2 separate regions of the Homo sapiens genome follow, and region 2 is linked to region 1. Evidence: read pairs that join two places in POLR2A ChIA-PET (ENCODE). Cell type or tissue: GM12878. All regions are shown on one strand. Each heading gives the region's core, and the rest is flanking DNA. Links, peaks and the distances in the headings are about the cores only.

Region 1 (8,456 bases), core at 2,779-5,278:
TCCCAAGTAGCTGAGATTACAGGCGCCTTCCACCATGCCCGGCTAATTTTTGTATTTTAGTAGAGATGAGGTTTCACCGTGTTGGCCAGTCTGGTCTCCAACTCCTGACCTCAAGCTATCCACCTGCCTTGGCCTCCCAAAGAGCAGGGATTATAGGAGTGAACCACTGCACCTGGCCCTCCTTTGTTTCTTTAGATAGTGTTTCTTGAAATAGATTCCTAGAAATAAGATTGAAGAGTATGTAAATTTTAAATTTTTCTACAGACTGTGTAATTTCTCTTCAAAAATGCCGATTATCAAAATGTCACTTTTTGATACTAAAAAATAGATTGTTTTAAACACACAAAGTAAGTAGGGCTTATCAAAAAGTTAATATATCTTGCATTTCTCACAAGTATGTTGAATTTCTCCCACTTGCATTTTACAGCAGGAATCCTGACTCAGTCTAACTTTCTTATACTTAAAAACATAACAGGCCAGAAGTTAGCACACATTTTCTATAGAAGGCCAGATAGTAAATACTGGTGTCTTTGTGGGTTATATCATTTCTGTTAGAACAATGTGACTCCACCTTTGTCTTGGGAAAGCTGCAATAAATAATATGTAAAAGGGCAGGAGTGGCTGTGTTTCAACCAAACTTTATTTACAAAACAGGGTCATGCTAGATTTGTTCTGAGGACCATAGTTTCTTAACCTCAATCTAGGCAATCCGTCAAATAATTCTGCATTCACAATAGAAGTCTTGTTGTATATATTGGCTGACTGTCTTTCCTTTCTCTAATGTTAACCACTGATTTTGTGGAGCATGGATTCTAGGGAAATAATACCCAGGTAAGATGTCTATTACCATGTGTGTCTTATTTTTAAAAGAGTGGTTAAATTCTTATTGAGGCCGGGCACAGTGGCTTATGCCTGTAATCCCAGCACTTTGGGAGCCTGAGGCAGGCGGATCTCTCCGGTCAGGAGTTCAAGACCTGCCTGGCCAACATGGTGAAGACCCGTCTCTATTAAAAATACAAAAATTAGCCGGGTGTAGTGCCATGCACCTGTAATCCCAGCTACTTGGGAGGCTGAGGCAGGAGGGTCACTGGAACCTGGGAGGTGGAGGTTGCAGTGAGCCGACATCACACCACTGCACTCCAGCCTGGGTGACCAAGTAAGACTCCATCTCAAAAACACAAACAAACAAACAAACAAAAAAACAAAAACCAGTTTTATTGAGAAATTCAGTAGTTTTTGGTCTTTGGTCTGTATGTATATCACATAGGGGTTTGGTAAAAGTCTAGATTCCCACATCCAAACCCAATTCTCTTGTGAGCATTTTAAACGACCATCCCAGGTGGTTCTGGAATGCTCATAGGTTTGCATATTAGTTACACTATTTATTTGCTGCATGGCCTTGGACAAGTTGTTTTAACCCTCTGAGCCAACATTTCCTCTTCTATCAAATGGGAATATTAATAATACTTAGCCCTTGGAGACATTGTTAGAATTTGAAGGACAATGAATAATTTTTAAGAGAGCTTGACCCATGAGAAAAATAAACTTAAATGCATGAATATATATATCAAGCATGAATTTACCTAGTGCATATGCATTATACACTGGGTGCATAATATTTTATAAAATAATCCTTGTTTTATAAAGTAGTGTTTCATTATTTGGGGAGAGGCATTACCGTCATTTCCTTTCTGTTGACTTCCCCTCTTCAGAGTTTTCTACTCTTCCCCTCCCATCCCACCACCTTGCTTTGTCACAAAACAAAGCCAATAGGATCACCAACAGTTTAAGACTGGTTTACTCAAAACAAATTCATTATTTTACATAGCTGAACATAGAAATGGTAAATAATGTTCTATAAATATTTGTTGGTTGACAGCTTTGGAACAATGTCCTCTAGAAAAAGCTGAACGTAGCCACCCACCTTGTATGAGAGCCACAAAGAATAGCCATGTGCCTGAATATGTGTCAGCCGCTGTGTGACTGGAGGGGCTGAGGAAGGGGCGTAGAGGGTGTTGTGAAGTCCCTTCTGACAAGCAGTCAAGAACGCATAGAAATACATTACAAAAATTAAATAGTCTAGATAAGTTGAAATGCATGTTAAGAAGAGTCCCAGAGTGTGGTTGCTTGGGTAGGGGTAGGTTCAGGAATTGAAGGGACGTCCCTAGGGCCTGGGTCCCTGCTTCCTAATCTGCCACAAACGTAACAGTGTCTTGTTGCTTCCAGGTCACTCAGGGATTTGACTCTGAGATCAATGATGCACTTGGCACCAGAACTTGGTGGGGTTGGCACAGACATGCCAGCCTCAGCCACTTTCATTCTGGAAGCTGTTAAAAGAGACAGTTATAAAAATTGAGGAATCAGCAAGGGAATTCCTGGTCCCATGCTGCCTTCCCATCTCTGTCTTGGCAAGCATAGGGCCTATCCACTTGTTCAAGATTCTTTGCCCAACCTCAGCTCCCTAGACTTTACCTCAGTGGCTCAGGCGGTCTCCTCAGGCAGCCTCCTCCTGCTAACACTTCCTCCTCTCTTCCCTCTGCCAGGGGCAGCTCTTCCCTGGTTCCCTGCAGACCCCAGGTCAGGCCAGAAAACACCTCTATGGCCCTTCCCTGTGTCCCACCACCAGATAGGACCTCAAAGGCCTGGGGTCCCCAGGATGGCCCTCAAACCGACTGGTGCCCTTGCAGGCTGCCACCCTCCAAGTCCTGCTTCTCTCCAGAGATGGGCAGAAGCACCAGCCCTCGCCTGGCACCAGCAGTGAGTCTCATAATTGCCATTTACCATTTTGCTAGGGGGGCTTCTGGGGGTCCTAGGAAAAGCAGCAGATGCCTGGGTGCTTGGGGACCTGGGCATTCTGAGGGAAGGAGCAGCGTGACCCTGAGTCATTTTTCACTGGGGACAAGTGAGCCAACTCCTTCTACCCAGTGATAAAATCAGAAGGAAGTAGATGGAGACAGCACTGTTCAGGGGATGATTTGGGGATGAGAAGAACTGGCAGGAAGTTGGAGATTTGGGGGTGAGAAGAACCAGCAGGAAGTTGGGGATTTCTTGTTTCCCCACTTTTCCCTTCCATTTCTGTTTGAGCCTTAGGTTTGGCCTCCATCTCCCTCTGTAGAAATTGCAGCTAGTTAGATAGTCTGCCTCTTATTCCAGCTCTACTGGGGGAACATAATATGGTCTAAGAAGAAATTTTTCCAGCAAGAGGCCATCTCTGCAAATCACCTGTGAGGCAGACCTGTGGCAATTTTATGACTCAGCTGGCCACCAGGAAGCGATTGTAGCTGGGTTCTGCCCCTTATTGAAACCTACTCAATGTTCTCCTTCACTAAGTAGGACAAGACCGTACCCTGCCTTTAAGGTTTATAGAATAGAAAGTGAAAACACTTTGGGGAAGAAAATCTTCCTGAACAGATAGCCCAGGGCATTTTGAAAATCCCTTAGGAAGTTCTCTGTTTCACTTGGGTACCTCTGTCCCTGGACTTTGGCGATGTGGTTTGACCCCAGCCAGAGAGTGCAGGGAACAACAGCAAAAGGCAGGACAAAGACTGACTCGTGAGAGGAGGCCCAGGAACAGGGGGGCATCGTGAGAGAGGAGGACGTGAGGGCCCAAGAGTGTGAGCAGAAGAGGATAGGACTTGGGCACTCAGTCACCAGCTGTGGGGTCTGAGCTGTGTCCCCTTCTCTAAAGAGGTAAGCCCTGAGTCATGGGAAGATGGAAACCGGGGCTCATGAGACAGGATGTTTTTTAAGCACCGTGGTGTCTTGTTGACTTGCACATGCAAGGGGGTCTTGGGTAACCACAGGGCTCAGGGTATTTGCAGGAACAGTTCAAGTGCTCACTTGTCTTGGGGCTGTTTGTGGGGAAGTGGTTTCCACAGCAACAGGAGGTGAGATATTGGTGTTACCCCAGACCACACTTAGCTACTTCCTTCTCACTAAAGCTCTGTAGTCATATTTTCCCTGGCAGAGCAGAAACTTCTCTGTTATCCCACAGCTGTTCTAACGGTGTAGACTTGACTTATGCAATGATGCCAGGAGTCCTGAGCAGCACAGCCCAACTTCAATCACACACAGATGGACAGAGCTGTATTAGCAAAGCCTGAGCTACTGAGCGATGAGAGTACAGCCAGGCTTTCAGACATCTGTTCATTCAAGAGAGATATGCGCTAAGCCAAGGACCTAAAGATGTGTTTAATATGGGTGCTAATATGCATAAGGAACCTTGAAATAAATGTTCTTAGCCTTTGGCCAAGAGGGTCCATGTCTAGGAATCTATTCTCCATAGAAATAAATTCAAATATGGAAAAAATGAACAATGCATAAGTGTATTTGGTCCCCAGCATATTTATAGCAACTTAAAATTGGACCCAATTTAAATTGCCTATGATATGGAAATGGCTAAGAAAATTATGGGATCTTCCCTTGATTGGCTATTAGGCAGCCTTTACAAACAATGCAGTGACATGAGAAATGCTTATGTTATGGTAAGCTTAAAAAACTCAAGATGCAAATCAGCTTATTTTAATCAGGAGCCACCTAGCATTTGGGATGTGGTCAATCCCACATAATGTATTTTTGTGGGTGCAGTTCCCAGGAAAGAGGAGGAATAAAAACGGCAAGTATGAAGTGTCTCCTTCGCTTGCAGTCTCCTTGTCTACCCCTTTGTCCATCCACTATGAAAGGACTCCCTTCTGTTCCTTAATATGGACAATTTCTATTGAGGACTCATTGTTCTAAGAATTGTCTCATCTCCTCCTGCATCCTCAGTGCCCGATCTTTGGCTTCTATGAAGGAAGGTGGGTAGTGCTTATGGCAGGGCCAGTTCTACCTTTCTCAGTATGTTCTGGAGTGGGTATGTAGCCCCATTTTCTAGTGGTTACCTTGACATCATGAAGAGTTTATGTCTCTTTTGCCCTAGATTTGGGCAATAGTCATTCATTGGGCAACTGGAAATAACACAAGTCAGCATCTCATTAAAAATAAAGTCATTCAGGAAAGTGGACGACTAATAGTTTCTAATCTAGAGAGCATAGGAGAAGAAATGTTTACCACACACAAAGTATTAGTGCCTTTTATATCATCAAGACAAAAATAACAGGAAAAAGACAAACACATTATAGTGAAAACTTGTTTTTCCTGACCAGCATCTATTCTGCATGTTCCCTGATGCCAGAAACTCACATTTCTTCAGGGCAAACCCCCTTCCCCACCATTCTCAGGCTTTAAGTTTATGTAAAATTCAGTAAACCCAAAGATTCAAGTTATGTGCCTTGATTAACTTAAGCAAATCAATGAAACCCATCCCCATAACCACAGCGACTGGTTAGGAATTCGGTTCCTAAGTCAGTCAAATCCAAAAGGGCCTAGTGATGTTTTTTCCAATGGGAACACAGACTCACTCTTCCCTGCAGAAAATGAACAAGGATTCATGTACACTGGCAGGTACTGGCAGCCACCCAGGGCCTCTCACAGGAAAGGGAGATCAGAAAGAGAAGCAAAGAGGACTCATGAGATACCACAGGGCCGCTGCGTCCAGCCTTGCCTGGAGCTAGGGCCACCTCGATGCCCTATAGTCTTGGAGCCACAAGGTGCATTTACTCAAAGCCTCTTTGAGTTTGGTTTGCTTGTTTGCTTTCTGCCTGGAAACTGCCAGCATCCTGAGAGATACGAGATCTGCATCTGTGCAGAGACACAGGGTTTGTTAAAAGTCACAGGCCCTGACTGAAGTGTGGAACTGGCTGAAATGAGAAAGTAGGAGGTAATTTGGTGAGGACCTTGTGAAATGGAAGTGAGTTTTAAACCTTACATGCATCAGAATTACCTGGAGCCTTGTGAAAACACAGGTTGCTGGGCCCTAGTCTATTAAGAAAGGAAGTGGGGCTCAGAATATGCCTTTCTCCCAAGTTCCCAGGTGATATTCACCATGCTGTCCTGTCTGGGCACTACCTTTTGCCATACCCATTACAAGGTATTGCACGTGCTGGTTGAACTATGGTCTGTCTTATTTTGGTGCTAAAAGCCTGTGCCAAATACCAAGGCTGCAGCATTAAGGAATTTGTTAGAAAAGATTCTGAATATTGGAATTTAGTTGCTGTGTATTATATCAGTAAGGTCCTTTAAGAAAGAGTTTAGGCTACTTTGAAATGGGCTCATCTGAAATTGAAAAAGAAGAAATGCGACTTGCTAAAAAGGCCCTTCCAGCCTGTTGACTGAGAATCCAGTAATCTGAAGACTGAAAGGGCTGTAAATGCAGGATTTTCTACTCTAAGATAAAGTTAGCATGAGCAGAGACAGGAAGATGAGAGACATAATGAGGCCAAGCGTCAAATATTCATCACCTCCACATGGGCCAAGATGCAGGCAGAGGTCTCTCACCAGGGGCTGGGAGGTCGGGGTGACAATGGTAGTGCAGTCTGTGCTAGAAAGTGCACATCCCCAGCTGGGCGCAGTGGCTCACGCCTGTAAGCTCAGCACTTTGGGAGGCCAATGCTGGCGGATCATGAGGTCAGGAGTTAGAGGCCAGCCTGGCCAACATGGTGAAACCCTATCTCTACTAAAAATATAAAAACTTAGCTGGGTGTGGTGGCGGGCACCTGTAATTCAGCTACTTGGGAGGCTGAGGCAGGAGAATCGCTTGAACCCGGAAGGCGGAGGTTACAGTGAGCCGCGATCACGCCACTGCACTCTAGCCTGGGTGATAGTGGGAGACTCCATCTCAAAAAAAAAAAAAAAAAAAGAAAAAAGAAAATGCACATCCCCAACCCCAGTTAAAATGCAAATGCAAACTATGTAACTGACAACCTGTCTGCTTCTGGCTACCTGGCCCATGGAATTGATCAGAAGCAAATAGTAGCCTACAGACATTAGAAGGGAGTCACATTGCCAAAGAAACCATAAGACTGGTTCCAAAAAGTTGCTGATTGCACAATACCTAAGGCAACCTCAGGCTAACTCACACAGACAGGAAGTCAGCAGCCTCCAGAAAGCAGATCCTCCACATTGCACATCTCAGATTGTCCATAGAGGACATTCTCCCAGGGAGGAGAGCTAGGGACTGCCAGATCAGCTGAACTGCTTAAAAATGCAGTACCCATTCTCCAGTTCCCTATCAGGGGTCTTTGTTCAACTTACTGTTTGTTCATAACACTTGTATTTAGGGAATGTTGGGCATGATTAAACTTCGTTTAGCTTTGGGTTTCTAGACCTTGAGAAACAATTCAGTGCAGGCAAATATTGTATGCCCCTATATTTTTTCCTGAAAGCCAATAAAGAAGGAATGATGACACCTTCACTGCGTCTATGGGGACAAAAGCTGCTTGTGTGTGTGTGTGTGTGTGTGTGTGTGTGTGTGTGCGTGTGTGTGTGTGAGAGAGAGAGAGAGAGAGAGAAACAGCCTTGTCAAAAAGACGTGTTTGTTGCTGTACCCTCATTATATGAAAGCCATCATGGCATCAAAACAGTATAAGCCAGGTTGAGCTCTATCCTCTCTGCATCAACTCAGAATCCCTACCAGAAAGTGGTTGTGATGGATGGAATATCACCCATCAAAGAATAGGGTAAGATGAGACCAGAGAGGTAAGCTATGCAAGCTAATCAGAAAATAACTCAAAGTTTTAAAAGTGCAGAATATAAAAAGGAAAAACCCTCATTCCTAAAAAAAAAAAAAAGCCTCATTTCCTCAAAGAAATCAGTTAGCTATTTGATGTGTATCTTTCCAAATATTTGCCTATGTAAATATATATGTATATATGGCATTTAAAAATAAAACAAAATAATATACTTTACAGATAGTTCCATAGCATATGTAGAGAATATATATGCATATACTGAATGTAATTAGGTCTGCCTTTTACATATAATATTATGGACACTTTCCACAGTTATAGATGTGTGCTACTTTTTTTTTACTGACTTCAGAATATTCCACTGATGGACATCTTAATCCTCTACTGATTAATCCCCTACTGATGACTGTTTGCATTTCTTTGCTGTTTGCCAACCACACTGCAAAGAATATCCTCATGTCTACATATCTTATCTTTTGGCAGTGTTTCTATGAAGCAGATTCCTAGAAATGGGATCAGGTCAAATGGGATGTAGTTCACATAGTATATGCATTTTAATATTTGCTAAGTAGTAGTGTTTATGCTTTAAAGAGTTGGAACACTACAATTCTAAACATGTTTGGACACAAAAAATAGATTATTTGAAACAAAATGAAATAAGCATAGCTCGTAAAAATTAACACGTTTGGTTTTCACACAAATATTTTGAATTTCTCTTTCTTCTGCAAAAAGGACCCTAGCTTAGTATGGATTTCTTGTACAGATAATGCAAACAATCCATCTATTAAATAACTTACCTTTCACAGTAAACCTATAGACAGCATCCTGCTCCACACAGAAGCTGATTGTCTTTTCCTTCTCTAACATTAGCTATTTATTTTGTAGAGTGTA
Region 2 (2,500 bases), core at 1-2,500, 200 kb before region 1:
CTGGCTAACATGGTGAAACCCCGTCTCTACTAAAAAATACAAAACATTAGCAGGGTGTGGTGGCGGGTGCCTGTAGTCCCCGCTACTCCGGAGGCTGAGGCAGGAGAATGGCATGAACCCGGGAGACGGAGCTTGCAGTAAGCCGAGATCGTGCCGCTGCACTCCAGCCTGGGCGACAGAGCGAAGACTCCATCTCAAAAAAAAAAAAAAAAAAAAAAAAGATGTGCCAAAATCAGCACAATGCCTGATCCATAGTAACCATTTAATTAGCTTTTATTATCCTCTCCTTGTTTTTATTTGTTTTTTAAATGTATTCACTCTAATAAAGCCACATACCCTCTCATAAGCCAATTTTTTTTACATTTATGAAATGAGAGAGAATATGGCTGTCTCAGGGTCTCAGGAAGTTTTAGTTTAGTTAAATTTCTTAGAAACCCTGCTGCTGACAGGCATGAGTCAGACGTGTTTCAAAGTCAGTGTGAGCTACTCATGACTACTAATCTCCCCAACATGAGTCCACACTCAGTGAACACCTGTAGGCCTTGAGGGTGTAGACCTTAAAGACAGAAAAACTGATCAGGAGATCCCTGCCATGAAGCAGCATAGAGATCTCTCAAGGACAACAGGACATATGGGTAAGACAATTCATAAGAATGTAAATAATGGGGTTCAGACAGTATTCATGCTACAGTTGAAAAGAGGGCAAGGTGTGGGACAGTCATTGGGATGGGGTAGGCATTCTAGGCAGAGTCTGACTCCAGGGGCTGTGGTGGTCAAGACCAGGACTTACATGGGGAGGCAGATGCAGGAGCGCAGAGGGCAGTAGCAATGAGGATGACAGCGAGGGCTGCCGCGGAGACCTTCATGGTACCTGTGGGAGAGGCTGTGCGAGGTCCACGTGCTGTCTTGATCCTCTGCAGGAATCCTCTGCAGCTCAGGCTGGCCCTTTATAGGGCCAGTTGAGGGGCATCCCCTAAGGGGAGTTTCCAAAATAGCAACCAAGCATTGGCCGGTATCATAAGTGAAATTGCACAAAACGGAAAAGAAAACTGAAATAGCCTCCGGAAATTCGAGTCTCTGTCTCTCCCTCACTGCTCTCTCATCTAGAGTGAGCTCATCAGTTTCCTCTTTGACCAAGCACCAATGGTGGAAAAATTTCTCTGCTGACATCCTTAGTTTTACCTTCCAGGGAAGGGGTCCTCCTCAGAGAGCAGGAAGCCGCTTTCTTGGGGACAACAAGGAGTGGCAGTTAGGACAGGATCAGAAGTCACTGAGTCTTTATTACTCACTGAGTCACTGAGTCTTCAAAGTTCCTGCTTATTCATTACAGATCTTACCTCCTTTCCCTCATCCATGGAAGGATGTTATTTATAAAGTGTTTTATTGAGGAGGGTCCTCTGGATATACAGTCCCCAAAGGAGGTGAGCACACTCACACTGTAAATTGAGGCAGTTGATCTGAGCTGGGCATTGGGAACCTTTTCACAAGATATGAGTTGGAATGAGTCCTCTTGTGGGAATTTCTTGCTTTCATCCTGGTCATAGGGTCTCTCCCATTTACTTGCTAAGCGACCTTTGGGAAAAGTGCTTAATGTCTTTGAGTTCTATTTCCTTGTTTATAAAGTGGAATAATTGATTAGAGACTTGTTGAGAAGCAGAGGGAGAGAAAGATATCTTACAGCATACTCTATCATTATTGGCTACCATTTACCGAGGGCTTATCTGTGCCAGCCACTATTCCACTGTCCTAGCGCGTGTCAACTCATTTACTATTATTATCCCCATTTTATGAATGAGGAAACTCAATAAATACTGGGATCCCATCTCACTGTAAGGCCTTCTTGGGCACAAAAGTTACAGAATATGAAAGCTTCAAAGGACTTTAGGGATCATTTTTTCCATGTTCTTCAGTTGCACAAGAGGAAACCAAGGCCCAGTGAGCAGGAGTGACTTGCTAAGAACACACAGCAAATGAATGACAGAGTTGGGATCAGAACCCAGTTGCCCTCACTCCCACTTCAGTGCTCTGTCCATTAAGTACTGCCCAACATTAAAGGGTTCGTGGTTAGGAGTATCCTCAAAACTGAACCCATGTGGAACTTCTGGATTAGAGCTAGGGTCCTTACTGCATTCCAAAGAACTGGATACAGTAAGTCTTCATCAATTCCTATTTTAGTAGTTCAGAATTAGCAACAATTTGGTCCGGGCTAGGCTGAAATTGGCATCTGAATAATAATAATAATATTATTATTATTATTATTATTATTGAGACAGTCTTGCTGTGTCGCCCAGGTTGGACTGCAGTGGCACAATCTCGGCTCATTGCAAGCTGTGCCTCCCAGGTTCACGCCATTCTCCTGCCTCAGCCTCCCAAGTAGCTGGGACTACAGGAGCTGGCCAGAATGCCTGGCTAATTTTTTTGTATTTTTAGTAGAAATGGAGTTTCACCATGTTAGCCAGGATGGTCTCTATCTCCTGCCCTCGTGATCCGCCCGCCTTGG

Evidence for each region. Peaks named below come from ENCODE experiments on the same cell type or tissue, not always from the same donor. Only the 100,000 strongest peaks of a DNase experiment are listed, where the experiment ranks them.
Region 2: POLR2A ChIA-PET joins it to region 1 with 5 read pairs; 1 of 35 experiments calls an interaction of 5 or more read pairs at or near these places.

The regions. Positions count from the first base shown.
Region 1 is chr17:36,078,953-36,087,408 of GRCh38, forward strand. The region is part of intron 2 of CCL3-AS1 (CCL3 antisense RNA 1); the gene reads left to right. Among named protein-coding and RNA genes, the nearest start is that of CCL3, 7.0 kb to the right of the region's middle. In GM12878, for the core only: no CTCF peak of the experiment used is centred there; DNase peaks (open chromatin) are centred at 3,339 and 3,889; H3K4me3 peaks cover 343 bases; H3K27ac peaks cover 1,084 bases.
Region 2 is chr17:35,879,440-35,881,939 of GRCh38, forward strand. It overlaps CCL5 (C-C motif chemokine ligand 5), which reads right to left and starts at 921. Exons shown (of 3, transcript NM_002985.3): 1 at 791-921. The coding sequence starts at 866. All of the region lies in intron 1 of LOC105371745 (a long non-coding RNA gene), which reads left to right. In GM12878, for the core only: no CTCF peak of the experiment used is centred there; a DNase peak (open chromatin) is centred at 1,032; H3K4me3 peaks cover 435 bases; H3K27ac peaks cover 1,339 bases.